2 separate regions of the Homo sapiens genome follow, and region 2 is linked to region 1. A link is a contact called in ENCODE Hi-C or POLR2A ChIA-PET data. All regions are on one chromosome and are shown on one strand. The core of a region is the stretch at or near the end of the contact, and the rest is flanking DNA. Distances in the headings are between cores, read along the strand shown.

Evidence for each region. Hi-C counts contacts between places; a loop is a spot of excess contacts on that map. ChIA-PET counts read pairs that join two places held with the same protein, here RNA polymerase II (POLR2A). Pooled maps may share reads with other maps.
Region 2: a pooled map shows a loop between it and region 1 (5-fold over the local background). The contact joins two enhancer-like sites. A Hi-C loop is called at or near these places in 2 of 37 single-sample maps with no recorded cell type and 9 of 50 pooled maps. POLR2A ChIA-PET finds 5 or more read pairs at or near these places in 1 of 52 experiments (Panc1).

Annotation. Positions count from the first base shown.
Region 1 is chr7:139,671,646-139,677,225 of GRCh38, reverse strand. All of the region lies in intron 2 of HIPK2 (homeodomain interacting protein kinase 2), which reads left to right. Among named protein-coding and RNA genes, the nearest start is that of HIPK2, 100 kb to the left of the region's middle. RefSeq lists a silencer at 4,321-4,470. Within about 2 kb of position 4,330, at least 5 of the 41 ENCODE cell types and tissues checked have a DNase peak (open chromatin) inside an H3K27ac peak, as active enhancers do.
Region 2 is chr7:140,211,976-140,217,555 of GRCh38, reverse strand. No RefSeq gene overlaps it. Among named protein-coding and RNA genes, the nearest start is that of KDM7A-DT, 38 kb to the right of the region's middle. RefSeq lists enhancers at 4,944-5,013, 3,109-5,580. Within about 2 kb of position 3,360, at least 12 of the 41 ENCODE cell types and tissues checked have a DNase peak (open chromatin) inside an H3K27ac peak, as active enhancers do.

The DNA of each region.
Region 1 (5,580 bases), core at 3,081-5,580:
CCTCTCTCTCTACATACACACACACACACATACACACACATCCCACATTAGAAATACTATGGTTTGGCCGGGCGTGGTGGCTCACGCCTGTAATCCCAGCACTTTGGAAGGCCGAGGTGGGTGGATCACCTGAGGTCAGGAGTTCGAGACCAGCCTGGCCAACATGGTGAAACCCCATCTCCACTAAAAATGCAAAATTAGCCAGGTGTGGTGGTGCATGCCTGTAATCCCAGCTACTCGGGAGGCTGAAGCAGTAGAATCACTTGAACCCAGGAGGCGGAGGTTGCAGTGAGCCGAGATCATGCCATTGCACTCCAGCCTGGGCAACAAGAGCAAAACTATCTCAAAAAAAAAAAAAAGAAAAAGAAAAAAAGAAATACTATGGTTCTAATACTTGTGTTCATTTGTCAATTAGATGTATGGCACTATTAATTTCAGTTTAATTCAGTTTAGTACATGTTTTTCGAGTACCTACTGTGTACAAGGAACTGTGTGGGGTACCTTCTGAGCACTTCACCTGCTCTCCAGAGATGCCTACTGAGTGTTTCATTGCAGAAAAGAAGTGCTATGGCATGTTGGAAGAAGGGGGACTCATATCTAGCTTTGGTCTGTTGAACCAAATAAACAGATCTGTTTGTTCTTCCCTACTAGATCTTAGTGCTCACAGAAAAAGGGCTGTCATTCACTTTGTATACCCAGTATCTGGGAGGTGCTTGGCACATGGTGGGTAACCAACAAATATCTGTTAAATGGATCACATTGGGTGAGCACAAAGATGTGATGGAAATCTGTGAGGCGGGCAGAGGAAAGTGTAGGGCTCTTGACTGTCAGTGATGGATGTGAGGATACTTCTGGTAAGGAGACTATTGTGTAGGCTCAGACACCCGCAGGAGGGCAACCAGAAGTTCAGCATGGGTGAGCCCAGGGATTCCCTTGCCAGGGTTAGCAAACTAGGGTCCACAGGCCAACCACATCCATTCATGTACCTGTGGTCTCTGGCAACTCTTGTGCCACGTCAGCAGAGATGAGTAGATGCAGCAGAGAGGAGTTGCGGTGTATAGATAGCCTGGTAAGCCGAAAAGACTTAGTATTTGTTTCTTTATGGAAAGTGTTTGCTGAACTCTGCCATAGAGGCACAGAACAAAAATGAGCGCAGTTACCTTAGGGGGCCCCATTGCAAAGTGACGATGCATACTTGGTTCTCTTTTGATCAGGAGACGACTGACCTGATTGGAGATATGTAAGGTTTAGGAAAGTTGACATGAGAATGATTCAGTGGACTGGAGCTTTTGGGAAAGGGACCAAGTATGAGAAAACCAATTAGGAGTATATTACAGCCATCTGTTCAGGCATCATTGAAGAAAGAGCATCATTTTGAGTCTTATCTAAGCGTTGGGGTTGGCAAGTATTACCTCCTAGGCCAGAAAGCCTTGTCCTTCTCCCAGTCCCAGTTCATGTCACTAGATTGGGGGTCCACCTCACAGCTCCAGAAACCTCAGGTCAACCCCACCCAATCGGTCACATGCTAACTTCCTCTCTGGTGATCTTTGCACAAACATATAACTCACAGCATGGTGTCTGGTTCTTGCTGACATCAACTTTGTAACTGTTTTCAGATTATTTTTTCTTTTCTCCACAGTAACTCTCAGGCTTCTTGAGGTCAGAACCATGCATTCTTGTTTTGCTGCCACCTCCCCACCTGCCTGCCCCTCATGCTGTGTCGAGTCCGCATGTGAGAAATAAGATGAGAGTCACTGGCAGCAAAGTGAGTGCCGACATTTAAATATGGAAGCAAGTCTGGGGCCCCAGACTCCAAGCGCCTAGTACCTGTGGCCTTGCTCACTGTTTTTCATATGCTGTCCTCTGGTCTTGTTTGTAAAGTGACCTGTTGCACAACCTGTCAGTACCCTGAAGGTCAGTGACTGTGTCCACACCTCTTTGTGTTCTCGGTGGTTAGCATAATATTTTTAACATAACGGACTCTTTTTAAATGTTTGGTGATGACACAGTCACTGAGCAGGATGTGCTGTAAGAAGAAAACATACTCTCCCTCATTCTGTGAATTAGTCAGAATATATCAGGTTAATAACGGTAAGAGCAAGCTTCTGTTGGTCTGATGCACCAGCATCTATTGGATCAAGCAATTAAACCCATGTCAGTCATTTTGGTACAATAGAACTAAAATTAGACACAGCATAAATACAATCAAGACGTGAGCACGTTTCCCAGCATTAGCCTTACGATGACAAAGGCAAATGCAGAAGTGTGCGAACTTCCAGGACAGGTCCGGAGATGGCTGTTCCAGAGAAGAGCCAGGGTGGATGGCAGGAAGCGGCAGCTGGGATGGAACCTCCAGTCCATATGTGGCACCTCTTTTACATCTTCATCGTAAGCGCTACCAGGAGTTTGAAATGCAAAAGTTTTAGAAATATAAACCAGGCTTTACTTAGTAATATTCATTAATGACCTAAACCAAGAGAGAATCTCCTACTTAATGAAGTGATTAATTAGCTCTGGGAATTGAAGTCGAAAACAGAAGACTAATTGATTAATAGATTACTGTGTTCATTTTTCTTCCTTTCGTGGAAAGGAGCCAGAATTTGGTCCATGCCAGGTTTGCTGCTTTGGGCTAGCACCATGCTGCCTGGAATCTGTTCTCGCCTTTCCCACGTAGCCTGTCTGCTTCCCATCCTCATGCCTTTCTTCCTGCCCTCTCCACAGGTGGAAGGCCTTCCGTTTAAAACCTTGCTCTTTCAGGCTCAGCACGCATCTCATCCCCAGGATGGATTTGCGCTCTTCTGACACTACCGAGCTCTCCTTTAAGTCACCGTTTTACCTAATCAATACCATACGGCTTAGCATTTAATTTTTCTTATTGCTTTATGTGTGGAATAATGGAAAAGAATTAAAAGATTGAAAAACCAAACACCCACCTCACTCCACATTAGGTGTGTCAAATCTGAGCTGATGAGAGGCCTTCCCCACCACAGCTCTGAGCACCAAATGAGATGATGTAGGGAAGATTCCTTATAAACTAAAAAGTGCCGCACAACATTTAGTTATTGGCACCGTCTTTTTTATATATTAATCTTAACTTCTCTACTATATTTGTAATTAAAATCTCCAGCCAAAAGTCAGCAAATTTTTCTTTTTTTTTTTTTTGAGACAGTCTCACTCTGTCATCCGGGCTGAAGTGCAGTAGGCTCATCTCACTGCAACCTCTGCCTCCTCAGCTCAAACGATTGTTCTGCCTCAGCCTCCCGAGTTGCTGGGACTACAGGCGTAGTCTGCAGTCTGCCTAGCTAATTTTTTTTTTTTTTTTTTTTTTTTTTTTTTTTTTAGTACAGATAGGGTTTCACCATGGTGGCCAGGCTGGTCTTGAACTCCTGACCTCAAGTGATCCACCTGGCTCACCCTCCCAAAGTGCTGGGATTACAGATGTGAGCCACCACGCCCTGTCCAAAGTCAGCAAATTTTTTAACATTCCTTAGGAATGGGCTTTGCTCTGTGCCAATTTTAAAAAGTCAGACTTCTTCAGGTTACCTACCATCACTGTAGGTAGAAGGATAGGGAAGACCCCACATGAAACAGTTAGAGAACTTACATGATAATGGTAAGCACCTGGTGTCAGCCCAGTCTCTACGTCCCTCCTCACAGCTCCCTCAGCCCCTGGGAGTCCTCACACAGATGGCCTATGACAGCCCTCAGCCTCCAGGGGCTTCCCCAACCCACTTAGTGTTACAAAAAGAGGCAGAAGCTGATCAGAGAGGAGGTTGGGGGAATTTGGCCGTATGCTCAGAGGCATTGGTAGCTAAGTGACTTTTTCCCAGACAGGCTGGTCTCCTGTAAGAGAGAGAGAGAACTGACAGATTATGCGAGAGAATGCGGCTCCGCCACCATCAAGGTCAGAAGCCTGCCCCTACTCTCATTATGTGTTGCTAGCCAACACACTCCTTCAGTTTGTTTCCAGCTGATCATCTTTCTGTCTTCTGCATTCCCAGTTCGTAATCTGCACTCTCTTCTCTCTCCACGGGCCCCAGAGCAGATGGGTCACTTCTTTTGGTTTCAAATACAATTTAGTGGCCATCTTCCCTCCCATCTTTTTCATTAAAAAAAAAAAAAAAGTTCTAACCACTGCTTTTCTAATCACCACTGTTCTAGCCACTAGGACTTTCTGTCCTCCACAAATCTATTGCTGTTAAAATATTTGTTTTGATTGTTCCAGGTGGTAAATGTTACCTTATGGGCTTTGTTCCAGCTCGCATTACTTTTTGCAAGGAGGATACTAAGTTCTAAAACATTGAGTCATACCATGACTGAGAATAGTGAAAGTGCAAATTCTTTATTAATACAGAAGTTAAAGATGAGGTAGTCATGTAGAAGACAACCTGCGATGATTAAATAAACTATGATTCTGGTTCAGTGATTCTAATTAATCACCAGAAGTGAATAAAAATGTTACTTGTGGCCAGGCGCGGTGGCTCATGCCTGTAATCCCAGCACTTTGGGAGGCTGAAGCGGGTGGATCACCTGAGGTCAGGAGTTCGAGACCAGCCTGGCCAACATGGCGAAACCCCATCACTACTGAAAATACAAAAAATTAGGCGGGCGTGGTGGCAGCGCCTGTAGCTACTCAGGAGGCTGAGGCAGGAGAATCACCTGAACCCAGGAGGCAGAGGTTGCAGTGAGCCGAGATCGCGCCATTGCACTCCAGCTGGAGCTACAAGAGCGAAACTCCATCTCAAAAAAAAAAGTTACTTGTAATTATTTTTTTTGAAGTCTTCATGTTCTAAGTCAAGACTTAAACTGACCATTTTTTTTACAAATAGTTAATGGTTACTTGGTATGACATATTTAGAACTTACCCAGTAGTTTTTATCATCTTGACTGGTCCTCGCTATGAAAGATATTTTATAATTTCATGCCAACTTACATAAATGTAGCATTTGATTTTCAGGTAACTAAATCACTAGCTAATCAATTCTACTTATCTTCAAGTGTTATGAGGTAGATGTAAATTCCGTGAGGGCAGGGAGTCATCTGTAGGCGAATCATCTGTTTTATTCCCTGCATTATCTTTAGCATCTAAATCAGTGTTCAGCATACACTGTGGTCACTAGATAAATATTGAACAATGAATGAGTAAGCTATAGACATAAACTATAAGAAACTCATAAAAATCTTTTATAAAAATCTAGAATCATATAATGTTAAACTTCAGATGTATCTTTTTAAACCAGAGGTATAAGTAGCAAACAAATGGGAGGAATTAAAAAATTCTTTGCCTTGAATCTGAACTATCACATTCAAGGCTTAGATTTTAGTGATGACCATTTCTCATAAATGCATTAAAGTCACTTCATTAAAACTTGATTCTCAGCCGGGTGCAGTGGCGCACACCTATAATCCCAGCACTTTGGGAGGCCGAGGCAGGCAGATCACCTGAGGTCGTTCGAGACCAGCCTGGCCAACATGGTGAAACCCTGTCTCTACTAAAAATGCAAAAAAATTAGCTGGGGTGGTGGCGTGCGCCTGTAATCCCAGCTACTTGGAAGGATGAGGCAGGAGAATTGCTTGAAC
Region 2 (5,580 bases), core at 2,111-4,610, 540 kb before region 1:
TACTCACCTCAAAATAATTTCACACTTATAGAAAAGTAAGAAAGATGCCAGACATGGTGGCTCACACCTGTAATCCCAGCACTTTGGCTAAGGCAGGTGGATCACTTGAAGTCAGGAGGATCACTTGAAGTCAGGAGTTTGAAACCAGCCTGACCAACATGATGAAACCCCATCTCCACTAAAAATACAAAAAAAATTAGCCAGGTGTGGTGGCAGGGACCTGTAATCCCAGCTACTCAGGAGGCTGAGACAGGAGGTGGAGGCTGCAGTGAGCAGAGATCACAGCACTCCACTCCAGCTTGGGCAACAGAGCAAGACTCCATCTCAAAAAAAAAAAAAAAAAAAGAAAAGTAAGAAAGAATGCTTTGAAGAATGCCAGCCTACCTATACTCAGATTCCCCAAATGTTAACAATTTATCACATTTGCTTTATTATTTTATTTTTTATTTTTAACACAGGGTCTTGCTCTGTTGCCCAAGCTGAAGTACAGTGGTGTGATCACAGCTCACTGTAGCCTTGACCTCCTAGGCCCAAGTGATCCTTGAAACTCAGCTTCCCAAATAGCTGGGACTATGGGCATGCACCACCATGCCCAGCTAATTTTTTTTTTTTTTTTAATTTTTTGTTGAGTTGGGATTTCCCTGTGTTACCCAGGCTGGTCTCAAACTCCTAGGCTCAAGCAGCCCTCTCTTGGCTTCCCAAAATGCTGGGATTAACAGGCATGAGACACTGTGCTTGGCCTGCCTTATTACTCTCTACCTATCATCTATCTGTTCATATTACCTTTTTTTCTGAATCATAGAGAATAAGTTGCAGACATAATTCTCCTTTCCTCCTAAATAGTTTCATTAGTATTACCTTAAAGAGGCATTTTGTTGGCCAGGCACAGTGACTCTTGCCTGTAATCCCAGCACTTTGGGAGGCTGAAGCGGGTGGATCACCTGAGGTCAGGAGTTCGAGATCAGCTTGGCCAACATGGTGAAACCCCGTCTCTACTAAAAATAGATATGTGTACTAAAAAGAGATACGTGTACTTCCATGGTCATTGCAGCATTATTCACAATACCTGAGATATGGAATCAACCTAAGTGTTCATCAGTGGATGAATGGATAGGAAAAATGTGGTACATATTCACATTACACACATTCACATACACAAAAAAAACCCAAAAAATTAGCTGGGCGTGATGGTGCATTCCTGTAATCCCAGCTACTTGGGAGGCTGAGGCAAGAGAGTCACTTGAACCCTGGAGGTGGAGGTTGCAGTGAGTCGAGATCACACCACTGCACTCCAGCCTGGGCAACAAGAACAAAGAAGCTCTGTCTCAAAAAAAAAAAAAAAAAAAAGGCGTTCTCTTACACAGTGCAATGATCAAAATTAGAAAAATAACAGTGATATAGTACTATTGTCTAATGTGTAAACTTTATTTCAAATTTTGCTAATTGTCACAAAGGAATTGTGTAGCAAAACAACCTCTTTTTTCTGGTCCAGAATCGAATCTAGAATCATACATTGAATTATTTAGCTATCATGTTTGTGTTTTAGTCTCCTATGATCCAGAATAGTTCTTCAGTCTTTCTTTTCTATGACCTTGGTATTTTTGAAGAGCACAGGCCAGTTATTTTGTATATATGTCCTTCAGTATGGTTTTGTCTGATGTTCCCTCATGATTAGACATATATAATCATTTAGAGTATACATTTTTGGCAGGAATACTACAGAAGTGATGTTGTATCCTTCTCAGTACAGCCTATCAGGAGGCATACAATGTCTACCCGTCCCATTACTCCTGATAACTTTGATCACTCAGGGGAGGTAGTGTCTACCAGGCTTCGCCACTGTAAAGTTACTTATTTCTATGTAACTAGTAAGTGTCATGTATGGGAGACACTTTGAGATTATGTCAATTTCTGTCTGTCTCTTAGCTGATGTTTCCAGACTGCCTTCTGCTCTTCTCATTCTACAGAGTTCATGGGTTTGCTGATGTCTCTCAGACTTTCTCACTGGCCAAGATGGCTTTGGAGACACACAGCCCCCTCACAGGATGTCCTGTAACCACCTCAAACTCAACACTGTCCTTCCTGTCTGAACCTTGTCTCCCATCCCCCATGCCACAAACCTGCCCCTCCTCCCCTATTTCCCTGGTGACAGTTCACAGCACCACCTCGCTCCAGGTCATCCATCAGCCTAGACTCCTGGCATCGCTACAGTCTCCTCCCTTCCCCTTGCAGGGCATGCACAATCAACGACCAAGTCCCATTGGTCTTAGGCTCCCAGTATTTTGTATTACTCCCGTGGTTCGGGCCATTATCTTCTCAGTCTTGGTATCCCGTCACAGTCTTCTCTGTTCTTCCTGCTCAGGATCTTGCCTTCCCTCTCATTCATTCTCCATCGTGATAGCAAAGTGAGTTTCCTAAAGCGTAGATCCCATTGTGAAGAGAAGAATAGGTGGAGTGGGTGCTGCTTAGAACCCCAGTGGCCTCCCACTGTCCTCAGATGCCAACCAACTCCTCCTTTCAGGTGAAGCCTTGCTCACTTCTCCCACTGCCCCAATTATGTTGACTTTTGCAGTTTCCTATTTTTAGTTGCCTTCTCTCCTTGAGTTTTCATGCATGAAATCTGGAGCACCCCCAACCATTTACCAGCTCTTGCTGCTGTTTTTGGATTCAGCTTAGATTTCACATCAGTCTTCATGCAGACATTCCCTGTCCCATGGGCGTGAGTTAGATGCCCTTCCCAGGTGTTCCCCTGGTACTTGTTCCAACCCTGCTGTGACCCTTTTCACATTTTGAAATGGATTATGTTTATTCTAATGCCTCCACTTTGGCTATGAGCTCCTCTAGGCCAGGAACAATGTTTTGTCCATTCCTTGTTGGGAAACTTCAACTCTCACATTATCTGGCTCCAAAACACACACTCCACAAACATTTGTTGAATGAATAAGTGGTCAGGTGGGTGGAGAGGGTGAGTGCAGGCAGGACTGTGGTATAGCTGTGGGTTTTTGTTGAACTAGGGAAAGTTACCAAGACTCTGCTGACTCAGACTTGGGTTCTGGGGACAGGTTTGCCGGTGTTTGGAGGCCAGCTGTTACAGGCCAAGGGCATCCAGGAGGAACACCAGCAAAGAGATCAAAAGAATGAAGGCAGGCCCTCGTCAGATATTCAAGGTGCTTTTGACCTAGAAGGGCTGGAACTCCAAAGGAACAGGTTTCCAAGGCCCAGGTGATTCAGATAGGGTTGGGCACCAAGGCTCAGGAAGGGGAACTACCAGATAAGAAGGCAGTCAGCAAGGCTTCTGCCCAGGTGGCCAACCACATGGCTGAAACCCTCCATTGACTTGGCAGCCAGTCCAGCCTACAGTTTCCTAGGGAACTGATGGCCAAGCAATCTGTAGCGCAACTTGGCATGGAGCCTGGGACATTTTATGAGGGCCAGATGGTTGGACTCTGTGCATTGTCAGTGTTGCAGGGTGGGCAGCTGAGGGTCTCAGAGGTAGGACTCAACACTAGGACAGGGAGTGTCTGAAGGCTGGAAACTCACATAGGTGAGAAGGACAAGAACGGAGAGTTGGAAGTCAGGAGAGCATAGAACCACAGCTTGGTGAGAGGTCCAGAGCCAGGTGTTGTTGGTTCTAAGAGTCAAGATAAGAAAGTGAGTTAAAAAGAGACTAGGAGTGACCACATAGTTAGAATCTGGGTCAAGACTATTATTCACGCCTTGAGAGCAGAAATCTGGTCTCTTTTTCTCTGCTGTCTCTGTGCTGCCGAAATCACTGCCTGGAAGAAAATAAGAGTCAGGTCAGACTGAGTCAGGAATCTCAAGGGGTTACTTGAAGGTCAGGGCTTGATCATGGAAGAATGAGCTCTTTCCACCCAAGGAGGTAGACATAGTTCCAATGAGAAAACTGACCATACATTTTTAAAGTTTATTTATTTATTTATTTGTTCATTTATTTATTTCTGAGACAGAGTCTTGCTCTGTTGCCCAGGCTGGAGTGCAGTGGCACAATCTTGGCTCACTGCAACCTCCGCCTCCCAGATTCACACTATTCTCCTGCCTCAGCCTCCCGAGTAGCTGGGACTACAGGCACCCACCAACATGCCCACAACATGCTAATTTTTGTATTTTTAGTAGAGACGGGGTTTCACCATATTGGTCAGGCTGGTCTTGAACTCCTGATCTCGTGATCCACCCGCCTTGGCTTCCCAAAGTGTTGGGATTACAGGCGTGAGCCACCGCGCCCAGCCTATTTATTTTTAAGACAGGGTCTCATTCTGTCACTCAGGCTGGAGTGCAATGGTATGATCATGGCTTACTGCAGCCTTGACCTCCTGGGCTTAGGTGATTCTCCTGCCTCAGCCTCCCAGTAGCTGGACCACAAGCGCATGCCACCATGTCCAGCTAATTTTTTGTAGAGATGGGGTTTTGCCATGTTGCCCAGGCTGGTCTCAAACTCCTGGGCTCAAGAGATCCACCTGCCTTGGCCTCCCAAAGTGTTGGTATTACAGGCGTAAGCCTGGGATTACAGATTGTGCCCGGCCTTTTTAGTTTACTTGCTAGGATTAATACCTAAGTGGAACATTGATGGTAGAACAAAACAAAACACAAGGAAAAAACATTGAAATAATCCTGGTACTAGGGATAAGGTAATCTTTGCTAAGGGCTAGATTCCCCAGCACCTTGGACACCCTAGCCCAGGTGTGAGAAGGCGGGGCAGCTTGTTGGGTGTGTTCCATTGCTAAACTGACCTGGAGCAGGGAGGAGGCTTCAGGGTGGGAAGCCGAGGGACCGGAAATGAACCTCTAGAACTGACTTGCCCTGAGAAGGCAAGAAGTGACAGAAACAAAACCTAATCAACAGATATTTTCTGTCTCGATCTTACTCAGCAGATACTTAGATTGAAGTAGTTCAGAGCATGCACACGGGCAGGCTGAGTTATGTAGCAGGGAGGGGAAACCATTTGTCATACGTAGTTGTAGATGAGTGCAAAATGCTCCATGGGTTGGATTTTTTCCTGGTGGCAGCTAGAACTAGGATGTAGGCACACCTGGGCAGTGATTGGAGGGGCTGTCGGACAAGGAGAAAGTCCTGGACTGCTCATAGTCCGCAACCTGGACTAGAAGTTCAGGCAGTAAACTCCAGCCACCAGCAACAGGAGCTCTGGGCTCTGAGGCTCCTGGTGGCTTTAGGCAGGAAGCCTGTTACACATGGGGCCTGGGGCCAGCCCTGTGTCTATGTTTAGGGAGCAGGGAGAGGACTAGGGTGGAGGCAGGCATGTGAAGGCAAGGGAATGGCCACGGAGGTGGCTCAGGCGTGTCATTTCCTCTAGTCTCATCAATGACTCTACATGATCCAAGGCTTCCCATCATCATCATCATCACCATCATCATCACCATCATCCAAGTGCCATGTATGAATCACTTCCTATTTGTTCAATTACCTCACTCACAAAACTCTGTAAGTCAGGAATTATTATTATTCCCAGAAGGGGAAACTGAAGCTCAGTGAGGTTAAGCGACTTGCCAAAGGTCATACACCTAAGAAGTGGTAGAGCCACACTCTGGATCGAGGACTAATGGA